2 separate regions of the Homo sapiens genome follow, and region 1 is linked to region 2. Evidence: chromatin contacts called from ENCODE Hi-C or POLR2A ChIA-PET data. All regions are on one chromosome and are shown on one strand. Each heading gives the region's core, a stretch centred on a gene start or an enhancer-like site at or near the end of the contact. The rest is flanking DNA. Distances are from core to core; before and after follow the strand shown. Region 1 overlaps LOC100506851 (a long non-coding RNA gene). Region 2 holds the start of IRAK1BP1 (interleukin 1 receptor associated kinase 1 binding protein 1).

What was found. Hi-C counts contacts between places; a loop is a spot of excess contacts on that map. ChIA-PET counts read pairs that join two places held with the same protein, here RNA polymerase II (POLR2A). Pooled maps may share reads with other maps.
Region 1: a loop to region 2 is called in a pooled map, with 2.1 times the contacts of the local background. The contact joins the enhancer-like site here to the promoter of IRAK1BP1 in region 2. A Hi-C loop is called at or near these places in 3 of 168 maps with a recorded cell type or tissue (Calu3, GM12878 and MCF 10A), 2 of 37 single-sample maps with no recorded cell type and 6 of 50 pooled maps. POLR2A ChIA-PET finds 5 or more read pairs at or near these places in 1 of 52 experiments (WTC11).

What each region holds. Positions count from the first base shown.
Region 1 is chr6:79,452,205-79,455,787 of GRCh38, reverse strand. The region is part of intron 5 of LOC100506851 (a long non-coding RNA gene); the gene reads right to left. Among named protein-coding and RNA genes, the nearest start is that of LCA5, 83 kb to the left of the region's middle. RefSeq lists an enhancer at 1,323-2,522. Within about 2 kb of position 1,972, at least 2 of the 41 ENCODE cell types and tissues checked have a DNase peak (open chromatin) inside an H3K27ac peak, as active enhancers do.
Region 2 is chr6:78,865,482-78,869,435 of GRCh38, reverse strand. IRAK1BP1 (interleukin 1 receptor associated kinase 1 binding protein 1) reads right to left here and starts at 1,885. Exons shown (of 4, transcript NM_001010844.4): 1 at 1,545-1,885. The coding sequence starts at 1,859. It overlaps LOC107986613 (a long non-coding RNA gene), which reads left to right and starts at 1,946. Exons shown (of 2, transcript XR_001744210.2): 1 at 1,946-2,048. RefSeq lists enhancers at 1,098-1,698, 1,531-1,850, 1,881-1,990.

The DNA of each region.
Region 1 (3,583 bases), core at 723-3,222, 590 kb before region 2:
TGGATATACTGGAAGTTCTGATTGGCAGCTATCCCCTTGTAGTTAGGCAAGACCCAGTTCCTCAGCCTGGAGAAGAAGCTGTAACACAGCACACAGCTCTTTCACCTCCTTGCACTTCAGAGCTGCTCCTGAGTTCATATGTCCTTAGGCAACTGTCAGGTTTATCAGATAATACATGAACAGCTGTCAGGTTTTTGCTTAGCTCACCATAGCCTCAAACACAGTTCAATCCTACTCTTTCTCCAGGGGCTCTTTCTATCATATAGCTTTCCCCCACCAGCATCAACTGCCCTCTTCCTTCTCCTGCACCTGACCAGCCTCTTCCACACCTTTGACATCATGTTTTTCCCACCCAAAATGATGCCTTTTACTCAACCCTTCTAAAAAACCTAGCAGCCCTTCAAAGCAAGCCCTAATGACCTCCTCCATTAGGAAGACCCCTCTGCTAAAACTCCTTCTAATTTTAGTTTCTTGCCTCCCTGACCTCCTGGTGAACTTACATTCATATGCTCATAAAGTGTTTAGTTGGAAGGACTTTGAAGGACTTTCAATTCAACATCCCTCTGAATGCAGTGCTTCATCCCAGGTCACGTTGAATTGGAAAAGGAAACACATTGCCCTCCTAGACTACCAGTCTGACTTTGGGCAGCTCTCTTATTAGGAGTTCTCCTTTACATTGAGCAACAGTCTGCTACTCTGCAACCCTTGGTTTTTTTTCTCTACAGCAAAATCAAATACAATAAAGTCACATTTTTTTGGCAAGGGTTTGTTTTTAAAGTAAACAGATAAGACAGATTCAAAATTACTATTGAAAATACCAGTCATGGGCCGGGCGTGGTGGCTCACACCTGTAATCCCAGCACTTTGGGAGGCCAAGGCTGGCAGAACACGAGGTCAGGAGATCAAGACCATCCTGGCTAACATGGTGAAACGCTGTCTCTACTAAAAATCCAAAAAATTAGCAGGGCGTAGTGGCGGGCACCTGTAATCCCAGTTACAGGGAGGCTGAGGCAGGAGAATCACTTGAACCCGAGAGGTGGAGGTTGCAGTGAGCTGAGATCTCGCCACTGCACTCCAGTCTGGGTGACAGAGTGAGACTCCATCTCAAAAAAATAAATAAATAAAAATAAAAAAAGAAAATACCAGTCATGTCTATGGCCATACCATGCTGAACATGCCTGATCTATGGGATCCACAAAATACCAGTCACTACCCAGAAATTGTAATAAACGCTGTTTTTTATATATAGTGCCTTCTTTTAGAGTGTCCATCATGGTTAGTTTTTTCTCCATTTTTAGAACAGATTTCTATTTATTTGGCTGCATTATAGATATAGTTATTGACTTGTAATTTAAAGGCTATTTATATATAAAAAATTGTTTTTAAATACTATAATCATATTAACATAGACATGCTGACAAGATGAAAGGCAGGGAACTAAGGTCGTTGAGGTAATAGCAGGTATATGTTCACTCCAGGAGACATCTACTCCCTCTCATACATTACAGGCTTCAAATAATTAACAGTAGCTCTTAGCAATCCCCAATTATTTTTGTTACTTTTGTCAATTTGATGATCTCCACTGTTTATTACTGCTCCTCCATGTTTTTACTCCTTTACCAGACAACTCTGATGTGGATATTACAAACGTCTTGGTTTCCTGACAAAGGACATAGTTTCAGGTTTAGAGATGTCGAATTGAGGCGAAGAGTAGGATAATCAAGCAGAGATTGTCCAGGAGGCCAACAGGCAGTTAAAGTTCAAGCAAAAGATCAAAACTGAAAATCTAGAATGTTGGAGTCACTCTCAGGAAGATGACAGTCTTGGCCTCGCGATTAAATTATGCAATTTCTTGGGCAGGGACTACTTCATATATTTCTCAATCCTCACAGTATGAAAGCAGCTCAGCAAGCCCTAAACAAATAGTTGTTGGATGACATTTCAATCTAAGTTCTAGGGAACCCAGAATATCAAAGCAAGTAATTTAGAAAGAAAGGGGGCGTATACTTGAGCAAGTTACATTTTTATGAACAATACAATCACCTTTTTCTCCATACCATCTGCAAACAGGCATGCATGCCTGAACATGCACACTCTGCCCACACAGCCCTTGGAAACTGGTCTCTGCAGAATTCTTCAGGTGCCAGGAGGGGGGATGTGGTGAGAGGCAGATGAAGAAGTCTTCAGGCTCCCCACCCCACCTCCAGCAGAGCAGCTCTGTTTTTAATCTCTTGTTCACATTGAGCCTCCTGGTAAGACTTTCTTGGACGAAAAGGTCTGAGAAGAAGGAGAGGAAGGGTAAGAGGGAGGAGGAAGAAGTGGAGGAGCTAGAGGAGAAGCAGGAAAAGATTAAAACCAGAGCTCTAGCCTACAGCAGAAGACCAATACAAAAGAGCCATCTGGGCATAAGAGGTCTCTAGGCTGGGACTATCCAAGCCATCATTTTTAGGGTTAACAGCTAAAGGACTCAACCTGCTTCTTGCTTCCACTCTACTCATCACAATCCTCATTTTTTTTACATTTTATTATTTATATATACATTGTTGAACTGACAGCATTACCATAGGGCACCACTGCATGAGAGAGAGCAAGAAGATAGCTCTGTCAAGCCTATTTTCCCATTTTGGAAAAACTAAATGATTTTTCTCTTTCCAGGGTCTCTGTAATGGCAGAGAAGTCTTCAGAATATACCTAAACTATGGTTGCTGTTTAGTGAAAATTCCAAATGTACCTTTTCAATATATACACAGAATACATACACAACAACTGGGATGCGTGGTGAGAAATGAAAATAGAAGATTAAGCATGCATGAGTAGAGGCAGGACCTGAGGGCATGGCTGAGTGCAGGCCAGGTGACCTACCCAGCTGGAGTGACAAGTGGCAGATAAAGCTGGAAAGTGAGCAGACATGGGAAGCCCCTGAATGCCCAAACGAACAATTGGGACTTTATTCCTTAGGCAATGAAGGACATCATTTTTTCTCTTTTTCTTTTTTCTTATTTAAGGAATAATCAGATGGGTGCACTTAGAGGATTAATCTGATGGAGGCAGGTGGGTAAGTAGGCCGACTAAACTCATGAGGTGTTTCTGTTCTTCACCTGCTTGAGCCTTGGTTTCCAAATCTCTAAAATACGGATAATGCTACTTTCATGGGATTGTAGTGAAAATTAAAGAGTAGCTGTTGTTGCCATTACTGATCTAGAGACTGTGTGGCAGGAAATTATGCATACAATCTCTGACATTAGACTGCCTGGGTTCAAATCCTAGCTCTGCTTGTAAACTCTATGACTTTGGGCAAGTTACATAAAATAGAGATGATAAGAAGAGTACCTACATCTTAGGACTACTGTGAAGGTTAAGGTTAATAAACGTGAGGTGTTTGGTAAGTACAATGCCATTGTCCAAGTCAGAGGTATAATTAGGATATTGCCGGTGGGAATGGAAAGGAGCAATTAAATTCAAGCAACATTGTTGAGATAAAATATGATGACCATTGTTCATGTGTGAAAGATAAAGGAGGGTTAAAATAACAGTGTGATTATCTTCGTAATGACCGAAAGAGTGGTGTCGTTAACAAGAACAG
Region 2 (3,954 bases), core at 636-3,135:
AGATTTTCCTGCCTCAGTCACCCTAGTAGCTGGGATTACAGGACTGTGCCACCATGCCCACCTAATTTTTGTATTTTTACTAGAGATTGGGTTTTGCCATGTTGGCCAGGCTGGTCTCGAACTCCTGGCCTCAAGTGATCCACCTGCCTTGGCCTCCCAAAGTGTTGGCATTACAGGCATGAGCCACCATGCCCAGCTTATGTTGTTTTATATATTAGAGACCTGTGAGCTCTTTTTATTTTATGTAAATAACTTAAAAACTTGTTAACATTATTCAAACGACTACAGCACTAGTAGCAGTTTTTTAAAACTATTTTTCTACATATTAAACCCACTTTACTCACATTATTTATAATTATCTGTATTTTTCTAAATTGTAAAATCATTTGAAGAAATCTTGTCCAAATGACTTTGTAATAACTTGTATGTTTGTATTATAAATGCAATTCAAATATCTTTTCTTGTTAAAAATAAGGACTTGCTTTTTCGGGGTATGGAATTTCTTGCAATAGACTGGAAGTAACAATGCCTGCACTTTTACCAACTCAATGTCATCCTGGATAAGTTACATCTCTGGCCTTTGGGGTCCTACTCTATAAAATGAGAAAACTGAAATCGTTGATCCCTATGATTTCTAATTTTCTTTCATTCTAATTATCGGCAGAATTGGAAGCAACTTACATTCTGGTTTCAGGAATACATGAGTTCAAATATTGCTCTACCTAAAGTTCAGAGCATTGTTTAACCTCTTTAAATTTGGAAAACAGGGATATTAAAACATGCCTAACAGTGCTATTGTGTGGATTAAATGATGGCTTCATTTTTTTTCTTGCCTTAGGAGTAGGCTTAAGGTAAGATTTGTTTAGTGATTTGTCTCATGGACATCTCCGTTAAGTAAGTAGAAGTATTTCGTATATGTGGTATCCACAATACTGGCTTGATTTTTTCTTTTAAGTTAAACCTAAGAAGGCCGAAGAAATTTTGGGGGAATCACTATAAAATGAAAATCATTATAAAATGAAAATGGACGCAACTTCTTCCCCACTTCCCAACGTTACTGTTTGCGGAACATACTCAAGAACCATTCCATGCAAAGTTTTACATGATCGGAAGGAAGCAGGTCGTGCTCTTCACTTGCCAATTCCATGGTGCGGAATAAAAACAAAACAAAACAAAATATTTAGTGTCCAGCACTCCACGTGGGCAAGTATTTACAACTAACATTTCAAGTTTTAACATTTCATCACTTTAAATTTAAAAACAAAATCACTGAAGCAAATATCCCCAGATAAAAACCTACCCAATTTGCATTCTTTTATTTTTAATTTGCCTGAGGCCAATAATTACCTTCGTCTAGGAGAAGAATGGGTCAAATATTCACTCTGCCAGGTCCTGGCGTCCCGGAGTACCTTTGCAACAAACGCGTCCTAAACGCTCCAGACCCTCCACATCTCCCTTCCCGCTAGGGGGGCCTGTGGGGCCCGACCATCTGCCAACCCTTTTGTGTCTTCCGGCTCTTATTTCCTCCCCCGCGGAGATCTCACCTGCACGCCCTGCTGCTGGAGGCTCTGCGTGATGTAATCTAGACGGCGACAAACGCTCTTTTTGGCCTCGGCTGCCGCCTCCTTGGTGCTGCTCACTCGCACCACCACCTGCGCCCGGTCAGGGCCCGCAGACACTTCTGAGGTGCCGCTTACTTGCACCTCGCGGGTAGCAGTTTGGGCTTGTGTTGAGGAGAGGGGGTGGCGTAAGCCCGGTAGCGTCTCTCTCCCTGAGGCCAGGTTGTTCTCCCGGCTCCGGTCAGCCCAGGGAACCAGTTCCACGAACACTCGGGTCGGAGGGGTCTTTTGCAGAGACATAGCGATGGCAGCTGGGTTTCCATAGTAACTACCGGCCGACGGCGGCCGAAGGGGCCAATGCGCACCAGGGCTTGCCTGTGCACGGCGCAAAGTATGCCGGGATGGGTGTGGAGGCCGCGGAACTTCTGGCGGGCGCAAGCTATATGCCTTGTTGATCTTGCCGCATCTTTTTTACTAGATGTCGGCTGAGTGAGTAGCTACAGTTTTTAACATGTTTAACTTACGGCCTTCAAAAATTGTTAGCGGACTTTCTCTGTTGCCTCCTCAGTGAGCTCTGCCCTTTCTCGCAACTCCTTGTCGTCCCACCGCGCCTCTGCACCTCAGAGGAAGGAGAAGAGTAGCGAGGCCGAGCGGGTTTTTAGATTTCTCTGTGATTACCCCCAGCCTTGTCTTTTCTGACTTTACCGTCCCCGCTTGGGGTACTGCTTTTTGAGGCTCCCTCGGCCACATTTTTGTGGTTCGTGAGAGGTTTCAGTTGAGGTGAACTTTTTGCCCCTGTGATCTTGGACAGTTTATGATTCTTCATATCTCAGTATCATCTTCTCTAAAGCAGGGTTGATAATATTTTTTATATTAGTAATATATAATATATTCTAATATATATAATATATTCTAATATATAATATATTCTAATATATATAATATATTAATATTATCAAAGCAATGTTGATAATATTTTTCACATTTGCTATGTGCTTATAAGGCGCCCATTGTATGTAGAGTGCGTTGCATATGGAAAGCAGAGTGAACATAATGGATGTTTGTAATGATAGCTATGGCTTTGGCATCATTTTTGTGTCTCCCCATTTTTTTCTAAAATCCCTGGAATGGTTCGGGCCTTGAATTCCGACAGAAGAGATTTAGGTGGTAGCAAAGCACGTCCAACATGGAGTTTGCTGGGCCTGCACAACTTGGAGCTTCTCTGTACCCTTTTCTTCAGAGAACTTTTAGAACACAACCCTCAACTTCCCGTCTTCTGGATTCTCTTCCTAGCACTAAGCAATGATCTTTGTAAAAATAGCCCCACTGACTTATACGTCTTTACTATCTGAATTTTATCAAGAGAATCGAGGGGGGAAAAAAGAATTTTGAATAACTAGTTCTAGAAGGACAAGAACTGTTCTTTTAAAAGGACCCTGAAAAGCTGACAGTCCTCTTGTAGTTTCTTCACCATCGTTTTTTCTGTTCTTTTCGATTAGTATAATTCAACTAAATCAATGGTACCCCCCTCCTTTAATTAGGCTCATCACTAGATTAACATAATTTTGTGTATATCCATCTTGTTTATTGTTAGCTGAAAACAATTTTAATTTAAAAACTAACGTTAAGAACTTTCCGTCATAGTCTTTTATTATTTAAGACACCCAAAATAATGTTTCTTAAACTTGGTGAAAAATTCTTTTTCCCTTACGATAAATGCGGAAGAATATAGCCTCCAAAATAAATTATTGAATGAGTGAATGTCATAAACAAAAAGCAACAGGAGTTAAAGTGTAAGTATTTAGTATACGATAAAAGATTTCATATCAGTGGAAAATGATTACATGGTACAGGGATAATTGTAAGCTATATATATAATATACTATAGCTATATAGCTATAGTATATTTTATATATATATATATTTTTTTTTTTTTGAGGCGGAGTCTCGCTCTGTCATTCTGGCTGGAGTGCAGTGGTGCGATCTGGGCTCACTGCAAGCTCCGCCTCCCGGGTTCACGCCATTCTCCTGCCTCAGCTCCCGAGTAGCTGGGACTACATGTGCCCGCCACCACGCCCGGCTAATTTTTTTGTATTTTTAGTAGAGATGGGGTTTCACCGTGTTAGCCAGGATGGTCTCGATCTCCTGACCTCGTGATCCGTCCACCTCGGCCTCCCGAAGTGCTGGGATTACAGGCATGAGCCACGGTGCCTGGCCCATTGTAAGCTATATTTTTAAAGAATTTGTATCTTATATCATACATTGAAAATAATTCAGATGAGACCAAAAAGAAAAATAATTGGAAGAACCTATATGTAAATATAAATATTCTGGGGGATGGGAAGGCTGGCCTTAATCATAATTTCATGTGCAGCAACCATGAAGGAAAAGTTTG